2 separate regions of the Homo sapiens genome follow, and region 2 is linked to region 1. A link is an interaction called in ENCODE POLR2A ChIA-PET data of the cell type or tissue named here. Cell type or tissue: Panc1. All regions are shown on one strand. Links, peaks and the distances in the headings refer to the core of each region. The heading gives the core; the rest is flanking DNA. Region 1 overlaps RABEP2 (rabaptin, RAB GTPase binding effector protein 2). Region 2 overlaps LOC124903672 (a long non-coding RNA gene).

What was found. ChIA-PET counts read pairs that join two places held together with the same protein. Peaks named below come from ENCODE experiments on the same cell type or tissue, not always from the same donor. Only the 100,000 strongest peaks of a DNase experiment are listed, where the experiment ranks them.
Region 2: POLR2A ChIA-PET joins it to region 1 with 8 read pairs; 16 of 35 experiments call an interaction of 5 or more read pairs at or near these places.

What each region holds. Positions count from the first base shown.
Region 1 is chr16:28,914,277-28,916,776 of GRCh38, forward strand. It overlaps RABEP2 (rabaptin, RAB GTPase binding effector protein 2), which reads right to left. Exons shown (of 13, transcript NM_024816.3): 4 at 396-506; 5 at 1-310. Among named protein-coding and RNA genes, the nearest start is that of RABEP2, 9.7 kb to the right of the region's middle. In Panc1, for the core only: no CTCF peak of the experiment used is centred there; a DNase peak (open chromatin) is centred at 1,175.
Region 2 is chr16:28,803,471-28,819,191 of GRCh38, forward strand. LOC124903672 (a long non-coding RNA gene) reads right to left here. Exons shown (of 2, transcript XR_007065042.1): 2 at 15,621-15,721. It also overlaps the pseudogene RPS15AP33. Among named protein-coding and RNA genes, the nearest start is that of ATXN2L, 12 kb to the right of the region's middle. In Panc1, for the core only: no CTCF peak of the experiment used is centred there; no DNase peak of the experiment used is centred there.

The sequences.
Region 1 (2,500 bases), core at 1-2,500:
GGTAGCCAGGAGGGGGCAGGTAGATGCCCTCGGGAACCAGGGTGCCCGTAGACACCAGCGAGGCCGTCTCTTCCTGTTCAGGGCTCAGGCCCTGGCGGCTTTGGGGCAGGGAGGAGCTGCTGCCGACCCCACCGCCAAGGGAGAAGGAGGAGATGGAGGCGCTGTCATCGCAGTTGTGAGCGAAGGCCTCAGCGGCTGGACCCCCATCTCCGCTCAGCTCCTCCAGAGGCTCCAGCGGGGGCGATGGATCCCGGGACAGGGGCAGCAACTCCGTGGAGCCGTGCAGGGAAGGGGCATGCCGGGGACGTCTCTAGGGAAGGGGGCAGGGAAGAGGCTGGGGGGCCAGGGTCCTCTGGCACCCCTCCTTCCCCAGCGCCCCCTGGCCGTGCCCTCACCTGGATCTCCTGAATCAGCTCCTCGGCCCTCAGCAGCTTCGCCTTCAGCTCCTCGATCTCCTTTTCCATGGGCAGTACGATCTCCCGCAGCTTCTCCGAGTCCTCGTGGGCCTGGAGGGAGCGGGGTGTGGCAGCAATAGTTCCCCCTCCAAAGTGCTGAAGCCCCGGGTCTGTTCAGAGCTTCCTCTCCAAGCACATCAGCTCTCCTAATCCTCCCTAGAAGGTGCTGTCCACCCTCATTCCAGAGATAAGAACACAGAGGCTCTAGAAGCTTCCACGACTTGCCCCAGGACATAAGGGCAAGGATGAAGGTCACGACTTCTTCCTGTGGTCCCGTCACTCACCATGTCTTCCTTCTCCAACATCCATTTTTTTCTTTCGTCATAGAACTTTACCTTTTTTTTTTTGAGATGGAGTCTTGCTCTATCACCCAGGCTGGAGTGCAGTGGCACAATCTCGGCTCGCTGCTACCTCCGCCTCCTGGGTTCAAGCCATTCTCCTGCCTCAGCCTCCTGATTAGCTGGGACTACAGGCATGTGCACCAATGAGCTAATTTTTGTATTTTTTTGTGGAGACAGGATCTTGCTATGTTGCCCAGACTGGTTTTGAACTCCAGGCCTCAAGTGATCCTCCCACCTCAGCCTCCCAAGGTGCTGGCATTACAAGTGTGATTCCCAGCATCTGGGTTGGGATTACACCAATGGCCAGCACACTTCACATTGTTAGTTGGGCATGTGGCCTAAATCCTAAAATACCATCCACATTTCTCAGCTTCCTTGCAACTAAACAGATCATCTGGCTAAGTTCCAGCTACTGAGATGGAAACAGATAAGCCAAGGGGACCTTCCAGGACAACTCTTTATTTTATTTGTATTATTATTACATTTTTTTGAGATGGAGTCTCACTCTGTTGCCCCGACTAGAGTGGAGTGGCATAATCTCGGCTCACTGCAACCTCCGCCTCCTGGGTTCAAGCGATTCTCCTGCCTCAGCCTCATGAGTAGCTGGGATTACAGGCGCTCGCCACCACGCCCGGCTAATTTTTGTATTTTTAGTAGAGACAGGGTTTCACTATTTTGGCCAGGCTTGTCTCGAACTCCTGAAACCACCCACCTCAGCCTCCCAAAGTGCTGGGATTACAGGTGTGAGCCACCGTGCCTGGCCCAGGACAACTTTTTTTCTTTTAATAAGAAGTTTCATTCTTGTTGCCCAAGCTGGAGTGCAATGGCACTATCTCTGCTCACTGCTACCTCTGCCTCCTAGGTTCAAGCGATTCTCCTGCCTCAGCCTCCCAAGTAGCTAGAATTACAGATGCGTGCCACCACGCCCAGCTAATTTTTTTGTATTTTTAGTAGAAGGGGGTTTAACCATGTTGGCCAGGCTGGTCTCGAACTCCTGAGACCACCCATCTAGGCCTCAAATGATCTGCTCGCCTCGGCCTCCCAAAGTGCTAGGATTACAGGCATGAGCCACCGTGCCTGGCCTAGGACAACTCTTCAAAGGAAGAGGGTGTGCCTTTCTTTATTCCTCCTTCTCCTCCTTTTTGCTGGCTGGAATGTGGACATGATGGCTGGCACTCAAGCAGTCATCTTGGACCATGAGGCAATGTGCTACCTATGGCAAAACAGCAATATAGGAGAAGCCTGCTTGACAACTTGTTGAGCTGCTATACCAGTCCTGAAATGTCTACCTCTGAACTTGAAAAAAACAAATTTCTGGGCTGGGTGCAGTGGTTCATGCCTGTAATCCCAGCACTTTGGGAGGCCAAGGCGGGCAGATCACCTGAGGGCAGGAGTTTGAAACCAGCCTGGCCAACACGGCAAAACCCTGTGTGTACTAAAAATACAAAATTAGCCGGGCGTGGCAGTGGGCACCTGTAATCCCAGCTACTCAGGGAGGCTGAGTCACGAGAATCACTTGAACCCGGGAGGTGGAGGTTGCAGTGAGCCAAGATCACGTCACTGCACTCCAGCCTGGGCGACAGACTGAGACTCTTGTCTCCAAAAAAAAAAAAAAAAAAAAAAAAATTTCTGGCCAAGTGCAGTGGCTCACGCCTGTAATCTCAGCACTTTGGGAGGCCAAGGTGGGCCGATCACAAGGTCAGG
Region 2 (15,721 bases), core at 6,009-8,508, 100 kb before region 1:
AACTTCCCTGTTTAAATGACTCTGTGGTTTCCGCCTTGTGAGTGGATCCCGATCGATGTAGCATTATTACAAGAGGGGTGCCTGGAGATAGATCCACAAGGATAGCATTTGGGGACTGGTTTGTCCATGCCCTTGGGTTTGAGCTTTGTCTGAGCTCCAAGGGAATGGGAACTGGACGTTGGTAATCTGTGATGTGCTGTGGCATCGAGTTAATCAGACTGTTGCCTACAGCTTGTCTTTATAAAGTACCAACTCCAGCGCATGCCCCGGGAGCCCAAGTGGCTGCTGTACTTGACTGTGATGTCAATAACGATGACTGTAAGGGCTGTGGCGTGGGACGGATTCTTCTCAGTGCACTGCGTCACTTCCAGAAAGAAAACCACAGGCTTGGCTAGGCATGGTGGCTCACGCCTATAATCCCAGCACTTTGGGAGGTGAAGGTGGGTGGATCACAAGGTCAGGAGAGCGAGACCATCCTGGCCAACACGGTGAAACCCTACCTCTACTAAAAAATTAGCTGGGCGTGGTGGTGCACACCTGTAGTCCCAGCTACTCAGGAGACTGAGGCAGGAGAATTGCTTGAACCTGGGAGGCAGAGGTTGCAGTGAGCCGAGATCGCGCCACTGCACTCCAGCCTGGTGACAGAGCGAGACTCCGTCTCAAAAAAAAAAAAAAAAAAAAAAAAAAAAAATGTTCCAAGAACTGATAAGTGATTTTAGAAAGGGAGTAGAATACAAATCAATGTACTGTTTCTAAAATGCATGTGGGCCGGGCTGGGCACGGTGGCTCACGCCTGTAATCCCAGCATTTTGGGAGGCCAAGGTGGGCAGATCACTTGAGGTCAGGGGTTCGAGACCAGCCTGGCCAATATGGTGAAACCCAGTCTCTACTAAAAAAACAAAAATTAGCTGGGCGTGGTGGCAGGCACCTGTAATCCCAGTTACTCAGGAGGCTGAGGTGGGAAAATCACTTGAACCGTGGAGGCAGAAGTTGCAGTGAGCTGAGATCATACCACTGCACTCCAGCTGGGGCAACACAGCGAGACTTCATCTTGGGGGAAAAAAGGCACTTAATAGAATGAAAAGATAAGCCATAAATTGGGAGAGAGTCTTTGCGATAATAAGAGTAACAAAAACAATAATAATATCTGGGTCAGGCGGAGTGGCTCATGCCTGTAATCCCAGCACTTTGGGAGGCTGAGGCAGGCAGGTCACTGGAGCCCAGGAGTTCAAGACCAGCCCGGCCAACATGGTGAAACTCTGCCTCTACTAAAAATACAAAAAATTAGCCAGTCCTGGTGGCAGGCGCCTGTAATTCCAGCTACTTGGGAGGCTGAGGCAGAATTGCTTGAACCAGGCGGCAGAGGTTGCAGTGAGCCGAGATCTTGTCATTGCACTCCAGCCTGGGCAACAAGAGTGAAAGTCCATCTCAAAAAAAAATAAATAGGCTGGGCGCGGTGGCTCACACCTGTAATCCCAGCACTTTGGGAGGCCGAGGTGGGCAGATCACGAGGTCATGAGATCGAGACCATCCTGGCTAACACGGTGAAACGCTGTCTCTACTAAAAATACAAAAAAATTAGCTGGGTGTGGTGGCGGGTGCCTGTAGTCCCAGCTACTCAGGAGGCTGAGGCAGGAGAATGGTGTGAACCTGGGAGGCAGAGCTTGCAGTGAGCCGAGATCACACCACTGCACTCCAGCCTGGGCAACAGAGTGAGACTCCATCTCAAAAAAAAAAAAAAAAAATTAGCCAGGTGTGGTTGCGGGCGCCTGTAGTCCCAGCTACTTGGGAGGCTGAGGCAGGAGAATGGCGTGAACCCAGGAGACGGAGCTTGCAGTGAGCCGAGATAGTGCCACTGCACTCCAGCCTGGGCAACAGAGCAAGACTCCGTCTCAAAAAAATATATATATATATAATATATATATTATATATATATATGGAGCAGAAAAAGCCTTTGTTGGACGAATTTACAAAGCTTGTGCAAATGTAAGGTGTTTAAAGCCTATGGTTGCTGGGCACGGTGGCTCACGCCTGTAATGCCAGCACTTTGGGAGGCTGAGGCGGGTAGATTGCCTGAGGTCAAGAGTTCAAGACCAGCCTGGCCAACATGATGAAACCCCATCTCTACTAAAAATACAAAATTTAGCCGGACATGGTGGCACATGCCTGTAATCCCAGCTACTCAGGAGGCTGAGGCAGGAGAATCGCTTGTACCCAGGAGGCGGAGGTTGCAGTGAGTGGAGATCGCGCCGCTGCCCTCCAGCCTGAGCGATAAGGGAGACTCCATCTCAAAAAAAAAAAAAAAAAGCCTATGGTTATTAACTGTATGATTCATCAGCAGGTACTTTGCACACATTTTTGAATCTGTCATAAGATATTGAACCAGTACTGTCAATTGTGAACTTCATTTGCTTGTGTGGATTTAACTGTCAGTTCCATAAATTTTTGTTAGAAATACAAGCTGAATATCCTGACTTGCCATGCCATACAGTAGTTTGATGTCTTGGAAGTGCTAAATTTTATGGTTTTGATTTGTTTTGTTTTTTTGAGACAGGGTCTCACTCTGTCACCCAGGTTGGAGTGCAGTGGTGTGATCTTGGCTCACTGCAACCTCTGCCTCTCATGCTCAGGTGACCCTTCCACCTAAGGTTACTTCCCTAAGAAACTGGGACTACACACATATGCCACCACGCCTGGCTAGTTTTTGCATTTTTTGCAGAGACAGGGTTTTGCCATGTTGCCCGGGCTGGTCTTGAACTCCTGGGCTCAAGTAATCTGCCTGTGTCAGCCTCCCAAAGTGCTGGGGTTATACGTATGAGCCACCACACACAGCCATATGGTTTTTAACTCCGGGCTGAGATTGAATTTTTTTTTCTTTTCTTTTCTTTTTTTGTTTGAGACTGAGTCTCACTCTGTCACCCAGGCTGGAGTGCAGTGGTGCTATCTCAGCTCACTGCAATCTCTGCCTCCCGAGTTCAAGGGATTTTCCTGCTTCAGCCTCCCAAGTAGCTGGGATTACAGGTGCCCGCCACCACACCTGGCTAATTTTTTTTTGTATTTTTAGTAAAGACGGGGTTTCACTGTGTTGGCCAGGCTGGTCTCGAACTCCTGACCTCAGGTAATCCACCTGCTTCGGCCTCCCAGATTGCGGGTATTACAGGTGTGAGCCACTGCACCCGGCCTGAAATTTTTCTAAATAAGAACCGGGCCAGGTGCAGTGGCTCACACCTGTGTTACCAGCACTTCAGGAGGCCGAGGTGGGCAGATCACTTGAGGACCATCCTCACTAACATGGTGAAACCCCGTCTCTACTAAAAATACAAAAAATTAGCCAGGCTTGGTGGCGGGCACCTGTAGTCCCAGCTACTCCGGAGGCTGAGGCAGGAGAATCGCTTGAACCTGGGGAGGTGGAGGTTGCAGTGAGCCTAGATCATGCCACTGCACTCTAGTCTGGGCGACAGAGCGAGACTCCGTCTCAACAACAACAACAACAAAGAAGAACCACACATAACCACTGCTATCAAACACTGAGAGGCTTTGTTAGCTAGCTTTTGAAGCAGTTTTGATAATATCTCTTAATAATTCAACCTAAAATTATAAGGCAAAACAGCACGTATATGTTTAACGTATGCTGCTGTAAAGTAACTTCATTGATGGTATATTGTTTGAATCACAAGCGATGTCAAGCTGCCTTATACACAGCCCATAATATCAAAGTTAAAACAAGGAGCAAGATGTCCATTCCCATATAGATTTTTAGGAGCTACATTTCCAATCTCAAACTGCAGTTCCAGTAGCATTTTTAGGACTTCAGTGAAATTGAGACACATCTCAAGTGATTAAACCATAATGTAGTGACATGCTAAAAGGCAGATAGCAAGAGAAAAATCCAATCCAAATAGATTTTTTTTTTTTTTTTTTTTGAGACACGGTCTTGCTCTGGTGCCCAGGCCAGAGTGCAGTGGCACCATCTCAGCTCACTGCAACTTCTACCTCCCAGGTTCAAATGATACTGAGCATCAAGTAGCTGGAATTACAGGCACACGCCACCAGGCCTGGCTGATTTTTTTGTATTTTCAGTAGAGAGGGGGGTTTTGCCGTGTTGCCTAGGCTGGTCTGGGACTCCTGGCCTCGAGTGATCCACCTACCTCGGCCTCCCAAAGTGCTGGGATTAAGTGAGCCACCGCACCTGGCCAGAGTCCAAATAGAATTCTATAAATGCCTTTCAAATGATGAATGTGCTCGTGACATCATATGCTTGTGGATTGCTATCTGTATTTGGCAATACCTATCTTCAGGAAAAACTATTTTTGCCAAATCTCATTACAGATTAGAATTAACAGATAAACATTTGTCATAGACTTTGATGATAGGGAACACTAACTTTGTTCTTTTTTTTTTTTTTTTTTTCTGAGATAGAGTCTCGCTCTGTCACCCAGGGTGGAGTGCAGTGGTGTGATCTCGGCTCACTGCCACCTCTGCCTCCTGAGTTCAGGCAATTCACATGCCTGAGCCTCTCCAGTAGCTGGGATTACAGGCATGCGCCACCATGTCTGGGTAATTTTTGTATTTTTAGTAGAGTCTGGGTTTTGCCATGTTGGTCAGTCTGGTCTCAAACTCCTGGCCTCAAGTGATCTGCCCGCCTCGGCCTCCCAAAGTGCTGGAATTACAGGCGTGAGCCACTGTGCCCTGCCATAATATACTACTTTTTATCTGTTGTCCTACAACACCTAAAATATTTACTATTTGGCCCTTTACAAAAAACATTTGCCAACCCCTGCTCTAGAAAATGCAAATCAGGTCAGGCATGGTGGCTCACACCTATAATCCCAGCACTTTGGGAGTCTGAGGTAGGCAGATCACCTGAGCTCAGGAGTTCGAGACCAGCCTGGCCAATGTGGTGAAACCCCGTTTCTACTAAAAATACAAAAATTACCTGGGTGTGGTAGTGGGTGCCTGTAATCCCAGCCACTTGGGAGGCTGAGGCAGGAGAATTGCTTGAACCTGGGAGGCGGAGGTTGCAGTGAGCTGAGACTGCACCATTGCACTCCAGCCTGGGTGACAAGAGCAAAACTCCATCTCAAAAAGAAAAAAAGAAAATGCAAATCAACCTATCGTGACAGAAAGCAGATCAGTGGTTTCTTGGGTATGAGGGGTCAGAGAGAGGCAGGTGGGAGAGATTACAGTCACAAGGAGACTTCTGCGTGATGCATACCTTCGCTATCATGATTGTGGTAATGACTTCACGGCTATAGATATAAAATATATGTCAAAACATCAAATTCTGGCTGGACACAGTGGCTTATGCCTGTAATCCCAGCACTTTGGGAGGCTGTGGCAGGAAGATTTGCTTGAGGCCAGGTGTTTGAGACTAGCTTGGGCAATATTGTGAGACCATGTCTCCACCAAAAAAAGGTTTTTTTGGTTTTTTTTTTTTAATTAGCTGGGCATGGTTGTGCACACTTGTAGTCCCAGCTACTCTGAAGGCTGAGGTGGGAGGATGGTTTGAGCCCAGGAGTCCGAGGCTGCAGTGAGCTATAATTGCACCAGCGCACTCCAGCCTGAGCAACAGAGCAAGACCTTGTTAAAAATAAATAAATAAATAAGCTGCGCGCAGTGGCTCACACCTGTAATCCCAGCACTTTGGGAGGCTGAGGCAGGTAGATCACCTGAGGTCAGGAGTTCGAGACCAGCCCGGCCAACATGGTGAAACCCCATCTCTACTAAAAATACAAAAATTAGCCAGGTGTGGTGGCGTGCATCTGTAATCCCAGCTACTCGGGAGGCTGAGGGAGGAGAATTGCTTGAGCCCGGGAGGCAGAGGTTGCAGTGAGCCAAGATCACACCACTGTACTTCTGCCTGGTTGACAGAGCAAGACTCCATCTCAAAAAAATAAACAAAAAACTTGCTCTAGTAGCCAAAAACCTAAGTTGAGTTGCCATAGTGAAGAGTTGTAGTCTCTCGCCTGAATTTTAGACCTAAGTCAGCATAGATCCAGAGTCACTTAATTGGAGAGAAGTTTGGTTCTCCCTGAGAGAGGAACATGCCCTGTTTACTAGAGTGTGCATCAGGGAGAAGAAAATACCCAACCTTTTGAGGATTCCTAGACATTGGCTCTGAATTAACGCCAAGTCCTGAGGATCCAAAATGCCACTGTGGCTCATCACTAAAAGTAGGGGCTTAAAGATAGATGGTCAGGTGCTAGATGGAGTCTTAGCTCAGCCCCAGCTCACAGAGGGCTCCGTTGATCTATGGTCCCACCCTGTGGTTATTTCCAAATTCCTGAGAGTATAATAGGAATAGCCATCTATGGCAACTGACAAATCTCCACACTGGCTCTCCCACCCATGGAGTGAGAGAATCATGGTGGAAAGGGCTAAGGGAAAGTCCCTGTAACTTCCACTTCCTGTCAAGACAGTTAACCAGAGGGCTGGGCGCAGTGGCTTACACCTGTAATCCCAGCACTTTGGGAGGCCAAGGCAGGCGGATCACGAGGTCAGGAGATTGAGACCATCCTGGCTAACACGGTGAAACCCCATCTCTACTACAAATACAAAAAATTAGCCAGGTGTGATGGCGGGCACCTGTAGTCCTAGCTACTCAAGAGGCTGAGGCAGGAGAATGGCGTGAACCCAGGAGGCAGAGGTTGCAGTGAGCCAAGATCATCCTACTGCACTCCAGCCTGGGCAACAGAGGGAGACTCTGTCTCAAAGAAAAAAAATTTTAAAAAGACAGTTAACCAGAAGCATTATCACATCCCTGGAGAGTCGCAGAGACTAGTGCCACCCTCAAAGACTTGCAAGGGGCCAGGTGGGGTGGCTCAGGCCTGTAATCCTAGCATTTTGGGAGGCCGAGGCGGGTGGATCACCTGACGTCAGGAGTTCGAGACCAACCTGGGCAACATGGTGAAACCCTATCTCTACTAAAAGTACAAAAATTAGCCGAGTGTGGTGGCAGGTGCCTGTAATCCTGGCTACTCAGGATGCTGAGGCAGAAGAATCGCTTGAACCTGGGAGGCAGAGGCTTCTGAGCTGAGATCATACCACTGTACTCCAGCCTAGGCAAAAGAGCGAAACTGTGTCAAAAAAAAAAGACTTGAATGGGCAGGCGTTTGGCATATGCTGGTTGGATGGATCTTAGAGAATGACTGTGGACTATGGGAAACTCATTTAGATGGTGACTCCAATTGCAGCTGCTGCCTCACATGTGGTATCTTTAGACAGCAGAAGAAATCAACATGACCCCTAGTGTGGTGCAATGATGTATTAAAGACTCAGTTAAGGCAAGATGTGGTGGCTTACACCTGTAATCCCAGCACTTTGGGAGGCCAAATCACTTGAGGTCAGGAGTTTGAGACCAGCCTGGCCAACATGTAAAACCCCATCTCCACTAAAAATACGAAAATTAGCCAGGCGTGGTGGCGCATGCCTGTAATACCAGCTACTCTGGAGGCTGAGGCAGGAGAATCACTTGAATCTGGGAGGTGAAGGTTGCAGTGAGCCGAGATCATGCCACTGCCCTCCAGCCTGGGCAACAGAGCAAGACTCTATCTCAAAAAAATAAAGACTCAGTTAAGGCACCACTTGAGAGACCACACCCCAGAAAGAATGGTTTGGGTTTTTTACCCCGCACAGAGGCTGGGATTCTTTTTTATAGCATGCACACTACTATCTTTTTTTTTTTTTTTTGAGACAGAGTCTCACTCCTGTTGCCCAGTCTAGAGCGCAATGGGGTGATCTCAGCCCACTGCAACCTCCACCTCCTTGGTTCAAGAGATACTGCTGCCTCAGCCTCCTGAGTAGCTAGGATTACAGGCATGCGCCACCACGCCTGGCTAATTTTGTATTTTAATAGAGACAGGATTTCTCCATGTTGGTCAGGCTGGTCTCGAACTCCTGATCGCGGGTGATGCGCCTGCCTTGGCCTCCCAAAGTGCTGGGATTGCAGGCGTGAGCCACCTCGCCCGGCCAACACTGCTGTCTTAATGAGAGACCATTATGTAGTGCTTTTTCTCTCATAGCCAGAATACAAGTCAGAATCAAGGAGAGATATTAGATCTCGTTCTTCTCGCTGTTTTTTTTTCTTTTCTTTTCTTTTTTGAGACAAAGTCTTGCTCTGTCGCCCAGGCTGGAGTGCAGTGGCGCGATCTCGGCTCGCTGCAAGCTCCGCCTCCCAGGTTCACGCCATTCTCCTGCCTCAGCCTCCAGAGTAGCTGGGACTACAGGCGCCCGCCACCACGCCCGGCTAATTTTTTTTGTGTTTTTAGTAGAGACGGGGTTTCACCGTGTTAGCAGGATGGTGTCCATCTCCTGACCTCATGATCCGCCCGCCTTGGCCTCCCAAAGTGCTGGGATTATAGGCGTGAGCCACTGTGCCTGGCCGTTTGTTTTTTTTTTTTTTTTTTTGAGACAAACTCTCACTCTGTCGCCCAGGCTGGAGTGTCATAGCTCACTGCAATCTCCGCCTTCCGGATTCAAGCGATTCTTGTGCCTCAGCCTCCCAAGTAGCTGACCGCCACGCCTAGCTAATTTTTTTTTTTTTTTTTTTTTTTGATGTTGTCTCGCTCTGTCGCCAGGATGGAATGCAGTGGCGCCATCTTGGCTCACTGCAGTCTGCCTCCCGGGTTCAAGCGATTCTCGTGCCTCAGCCTCCCGAGTAGCTGGGTTTACAGGCACGTACCACCACACCCAGCTAATTTTTTTTTTTGTACTTTTATGGGGTTTCACCAGGTTGGCCAGGATGGTCTTGATCTCCTGACCTCGTGATCCACCCATCTCGGCCTCCCAAAGTGCTGGGATTACAGGCGTGAGCCACTGTGCCCAGCTGACGCCTGGCTAATTTTTTTTTTTTTTGAGATGGAGTTTCACTCTTGTCCCCGGGGCTGGAGTGCAATGGCGCTATCTTGGCTCACTGCAACCTCTGCCTCCCGGGTTCAAGTGATTCTCCTGCCTCAGCCTCCTGAGTAGCTGGGATTACAGGCATGCGCCACCACGCCAGGCTAATTTTTGTATTTTTAGTACAGAGAGGATTTCACCATGTTGGTTAGGCTGGTCTTGAACCCCTGACCTCGTGATCCAACCTCCTTGGCCTCCCAAAGTGTTGGGATTACAGGCATGAGCCACCGCGTCTGGCCACCAAGCTAATTTTTGCATTTTTAGTAGAGATGGGGTTTCGCCATGTTGGTCAGGCTGGTCTCAAACTCCTGGCCTCTAGTAATCTGACTGTCTCAGCCTCCCATAGTGCTGGGATTACAGGTGTGAGCCACCACACCTGATCAAAAAATTGTTTGTTAAAGACAAAGTCTTATTCTGTCACCCAGCCTGGAGTACAGTGGTGCAATTATGGCTCACTGCAGCCTTGAACTTCTGGGCTTGAGCAATCCTCCTGCCTCAGCCTCCCAAGTAGCTAGGACTACAGGTGCGTGCCACCACACCTGGCTAATTTTTGTATTTCTTTTTGTTTGGTGGGGGCGTGGACAGGTTCTGGCCATGTTGCCCAGGCTGTTGTCAAACTCCTGCCCTCAAACCATCCTCCCACCTCGCCCAGTCTCACTATTCTACCAAATAACCCACTTGCAGATTTTTTGTTTCCTGTCTTGGTAAGTTTGAGCTCTGCTGACTTGGAAGACTTAGTCCTCAAGGGAGGAATTCTTCCATCAGGGACACAACAATGATACCATTGAATTGGAAAATGAGACTGCCACCTGGTCATGTTGGACTTTTTAGGCCACTGAACCAACCGCAGAAAATGGGGTTACTCTACTGGCTGGAGTTATTGATCCTTATGACCAGGAGGAAACTGGGTTGCTGCCACACCATGGGGGTAAGGATGGTGTGTCTGAATCCCGGGTTTCTCTGGAGTGCCTCTTACTATTTCTATGCCCAATAATACATGTTACTGAAAAACTGTGGTAACTAAAAGAAGGCAGGACAATGCGGACCCTTTAGGAATGAAGCTTTGCCTCATCCTACCAGGTAAAAAGCCCAATTATCGGAGCCCAAGGATTTTTGGATACTTACAGAAGGGAACATAGTTACCAATTATGGGCTCATGACCAATTACAGAACTGAGGATCTTGGAAGCTTGTCATATTTCCTTTTTGCTTTTTTTTTTTTTTTTTTTTGAGATGGACTCTCACTCTGTCGCCCAGGCTGGAGTTCAGTGGCTCAATCTCAGCTCACTACAACCTCTGCCTCCCGGGTTCAAGCAATTCTCCTGCCTCAGCCTCCCGAGTAGCTGGGATTACAGGCATGTGCCACCATGCTTGGCTAATTTCTGTATTTTTTAGTAGAGATGGAGTTTCACCATGTTGGCCAGGCTGGTCTCAAACTCCTGACCTCAAGTGATCCGCCCGTCTTGGCCTCCCAAAGTCCTGAGATTACAGGCGTGAGCCACCGCACCTGGCCCCTTTTTGCATAATATATTCATGTCTTTATTTGTACATGCTAGCCATCTTTTTTTTTTTATTTGGTCCATAGGCATTTTATTTGTAAATATGTGTTACATCTCTAGAAAAAGAGTCCCAGGATTTTCCTTCCTGTGTGTTTTCGTCTTGCTTCTTCATGGTCCATGATGCCAGCTGAGGTGGTCAGTACAATGAAACCAAACTGGCGGGATGGAAGCAGATCATTCTGCTATTTTTCTAGATCTTTGCACATCAAATCTGGGGCTGATCCCACGTTTAGCCTGCCTGTGAGGTTTACAGTAATTTTCCCAGCTGTGTGATCATCAGTGATTTCAAATTCGCCAATGTAACCATGCTTCATCATCACAGTTAGAAACTGGACGATGACTTTGGAGAATGGCCTAATAGGTACCTGGCATTTTGCCTCTCTTTTTGGCATTGTTGATGTTCTATTTTTTTTTTTTTTCTTTTTGAGACGGAGTCTCCCTCTTTCACCAGGCTGGAGCGCAATGGTGCGATCTCGGCTCACTGCAACCTTTGCCTCCCGGGTTCAAGCGATTCTCCTGCCCCTGCCTCCCGCGTAGCTAGGATTACAGGCGTGCGCCACCACGCCCAGCTAAGTTTTGTATTTTTAGTAGAGACAGGATTTCACCATGTTGGCCAGGATGTTCTTGATCTCTTGACCTCATGATCTGCCTGCCTCAGCCTCCCAAAGTGCTGGGATTACAAGCATGAGCCATAGCACCCAGCCTGTCAATGTTCTTGAGAGCATCAGCCGGGACAGTCATATGCGCCATTTTGGTGGCAGGGGAAGATGGAGGAAAGAGCTTTCTTTTTTTTCTCTCCTCGTTCTTATTTTTTATACAAGTTATTGGAGGTTAGCTCTACAATTCGGCCTTTAGGTAGCAGAACATTCAAGACTATGACTTAATTTGAGGAGTAATTAAAATAGCCAGCAACTGGTGCAATGATCATTATGACAGTGAGTCTCATTTTGGAGAAACAGTGAGAACTTTCCTTGTATGAAAGATAACTATCTCTTTTTTTAGTTTTTTATTTTTATTTTTTGTGGGAACGTAGTAAGTGTATATATTTACAAGGTACATGAGATATTTTGATACAGGCACACAATGCATAATAATCACATCAGGGTAAATGTGGTATCCAGCACCTCCTACGTTTATCCTTTGTGTTACAAAGAATCAAATTAAACTATTTTAGTTTAGGGTTTTTTGTTTGTTTGTTTGTTTGTTTTTTGAGACAGAGTTTCACTTTTGTCACCCAGTCTGGGGTGCAATGGCGCGATCTCGGTTCACTGCAATTTCTGCCTCTGGGTTCAAGCGATTCTCCTGCGTCAGGCTCCCAAGTAGCTGGGATTAAAGGCATGCACCACCACACCCAACTAATTTTGTATTTTTAGTAGAGATTTCTCCATGTTGGTTAGGCTGGTCTCAAACTCCCAACCTCAGGTGATGTGCCCACCTCAGCCTCCCAAAGTGCTGGGGTTACAGGCGTGAGCCACCATGATCAGCCTTTTTTTTTTTTTTTTGAGATGGAGTCTCACTCTGTCGCCCAGGCTGGAGTGCAGTGGTGAGATCCTGGCTCACGGCAACCTCTGCCTTCCAGGTTTTTTTGTTTGTTTGTTTGTTTGTTTGTTTTGAGACAGTCTTTCTCTGTTGCCCGGGCTGGAGGGCAATGGTGCAATCTCGGCTCACTGCAACCTCCACCTTGCGTGTTCAAGCGATTCTCCTGCCTCAGCCTCCTGAGTAGATGGGATTACAGTCGTGCACCACCATGCCTGGCTAATTTTTGTATTTTAAGTAGAGACGGGGGTTTCACCATGTTGGTCAGGCTGGTCTCGAACTCCTGACCTCATGATCCACCTGCCTTGGCCTCCCAAAGTGCTGGGATTACAGGCGTGAGCCACCACACCCAGCCTCTGCCTTCCAGGTTTAAGCAATTCTCCTGTCTCAGCCTCCCGAGTAGCTGGGATTACAGGCACCCACCACCACACCTGGCTGAGTTTTGTATTTTTAGTAGAGACGGGGTTTCACCATGTGGGCCAGGCTGGTCTCGAACTCCTGACCTCAAGTGATCCACCTGCCTTGGCCTCCCAAAGTGCTGGGATGACAGGCGTGAGCCACCACGCCTGGCCCTCTTTTAGTTATTTTTAAATGTACAATAAATTATTGTTGACTGTAGTCACCCTGTTGTGCTATCAAGTAATTTTTTTAATCCTTTTCTTTTTTTTTTTGACAGGGTCTCTCTGTGTTACTCAGGCTGGAGTGCAGTGGCGTGATTTCTGCTCACTGCAGCCTTGACCTCCCAGCAGGCTCAAGCAATCCTCCTGCCTCATCCTCCCGAGTAGCTGGGACTACAGGCATGTGCCACCACGCCCAGCTAAGATCTTTTTTAAAATGCTTAATCCAGAAGTCATTACAAACAAATACTAGATCTTATTTATTCTATCTAACTATATCTCTGTACCCATTAACCATTCTGCCTTCCCTGCCTCCATTACCCTTCCCAATCTCTGGTAAACATCCTTCTACTCTCTGTCTCCAGGAGTTCAACTGTTTTTCATTTTTGGCTCCCACAAATAAGTGAAAACTTTTGAAGCTTGTCTCTGTGCCCACCTTATTTCACTTAGCATCATGACCTCGAGTTCCATTCATGTTGTCACATATGACAGGATCTCATTCTTTTTTATGGCTGAATAGTACTCCATTATATATATGTACCACATTTTCTTTATCCATTCATCTGTTTGTTGGGGTTTTTTTCTGTTTTTGTTTTGAGATGGAGTCTCCACCTGTCGCACAGGCTGGAGTGCAGTGGCATGATCTCGGCTCACTGCAACCTCTGTCCACCTCCCAGGGTCAAGCGATTCTCCTGCCTCAGCCTCCCGAGTAGCTGGGATTACAGGCGCCTGCCACCAGGCCCGGCTAATTTTTGTATTTTTAGTAGAGATGGAGTTTCACCATGTTGGCCAGGCTGGTCTCGAACTCCTTACCTCAAGTGATCTGCCTGCCTCAGCCTCCCAAAGTGCTGGGATTACAGGCATGAGCCACTGCGCCTGGACAATTTTTACTTTTTTTTTTGAGACGGAGTCTTGCTCTGTCACCCAGACTGAAGTGCAGTGGCGCCGTCTTGGCTCACTGCAAGCTCCGCTTCCCGGGTTCACGCCATTCTCCTGCCTCAGCCTCCCGAATAGCTGGGACTACAGGCGCCCACCACCATTCCTGGCTAATTTTTTTGTATTTTTAGTAGCGATGGGTTTTCACCATGTTAGCCAGGATGGTCTCGATATCCTGACCTCGTGATCTGCCTGCCTCGGCCTCCCAAAGGGCTGGGATTACAGGCGTGAGCCACTGTGCCCAGCCAATTTTTACTATTTTTATATTTCCAAAAGCTTTGAACTAATTTTACTACTTATGTGCAAATTCTTTTTTTTTTTTGAGACAGAGTTTCACTCTTGTTGCCCAGGCTGGAGTGCAATGGCACGATCTCGGCTCATCGCAACCTCTGTGTCCCAGGTTCAAGCGATTCTCCTGCCTCAGCCTCCCGAGTAGCTGGGATTACAGGCATGCGCCACCATGCCCAGCTAATTTTGTATTTTTAGTAGAGATGGGGTTTATCCATGTTGCTCAGGCTGGTCTTGAACTCCTGACCTCGGGTGATCTGCCCACCTCGGCCTACCAAAGTGCTGGGATTACAGGTGTGAGCCACCATGCCTGGGCTTCAAATTCTTTATTTTGAAACAATTTCAAATGTACAGAGATGTTAAAAGGCTAGCGTTTCCAGGAAAGTCTAGAACGTCAGGATAACATTTACCCAGATTCACCAGTTGTTAATATTTTGCCACATTTGCATTTTCTCTTTCTGTGTGTATATTATACATATATATGTGTGTGTATGTGTATATATATATATATATATATGCTTTTTTTGGAAACCTTGTTTGTGTGTGAGACTCATTCTGTTGCCAGGCTGGAGTGCAGTGGCAAGATCTCGGCTCACTGCAATCTCCACCTCCCGGGTTCAAGCGATTCCCCTGCCTCAGCCTCCCGAGTAGCTGGAACTACAGGCGCGCACCACTACGCCTGGCTAATTTTTTGTATTTTAGTAGAGACAGGGTTTCACCATGTTGGCCAGGCTGGTCTCGAGCTCCTGACCTCAAATGATCCACCCACCTCAGCCTCCCAAAGTGCTGAGATTACAGGCATGAGCCACCACACCTGGCCTTTTGGAAACATTTGAGAGTAGGTTGCATCTATCACACTCTGTTGCCCCATCATACTTCTTTATATATTTACTAAGAATATACCCTGGGCTGGGCTTGGTGGCTCACGCCTGTAATCCCAGCACTTTGGGAGGCCAAGGTGGGCAGATCACTTGAGGTCAGGAGTTCAAGACCAGCCTGGCTAATGTGGTGAAACCCCGTATCTACTAAAAATACAAAAATTAGGCCGGGCGCAGTGGCTCACGCCTGTAATCCCAGCACTTTGGGAGGCCAAGGAGGGTGGATCACCTGAGGTCAGGAGTTCAAGACCAGCCTGACTAACATGGAGAAACCCCCTCTCTACTAAAAATACAAAATTAGCCAGGCGTGGTGGCACACGCCTGTAATCCCAGCTACTCGGGAGGCTGAGGCAGGAGAATCACTTGAACCCAGGAGGCGGAGGTTGCAGTGAGCTGGGATCTCACCACTGCACTGCAGCCTGGGTGACAAGAGGGAGGGAGACTCTGTCTCAAAAAACAAAAAACAAAACAAAACAAAAAAACACCCTGGCCGGACATGGTGGCTCACATCTGTGATCCCAACACTTTGGGAGGCAGAGGCAGGTGGATAGCTTGAGGCCAGCAGTTCAAGACCAGCATGGGCAACACAGCAAAACCCCATCTTTACCAAAAGAAAAAAAAACCAAGAAACAAAAAATTAGCTGGGCGTGGTGGTGCACACCTATAGTTCCAGCCACAACTACTTGGGAGACTGAGGTGGGAGGATCTCTTGAGCCTGGGAGGTGGAGGCTGCATTGAGCCAAGACCCCACTGCTGCACTCCAGCCTGGGTGACAAGAGCGAGACCCTGTCTCAACAACCACAAAAAAGAATACATCCTTCCATATCTCCAGTAGAGTCATAACACATTCAGGAAATTTATCATGGATGCAATACTTTGTAGTCTATATTCCAAATTTATCAATTTTCCCCATACTGTCTGTTTTGTTTTTATTTTGAGATAGGGTCTCGCTCTGTCGCTCAGGCTGGAGTGCAGTGGCGAGATCACGGCTCACTGCAGCCAGGACCTCCTGA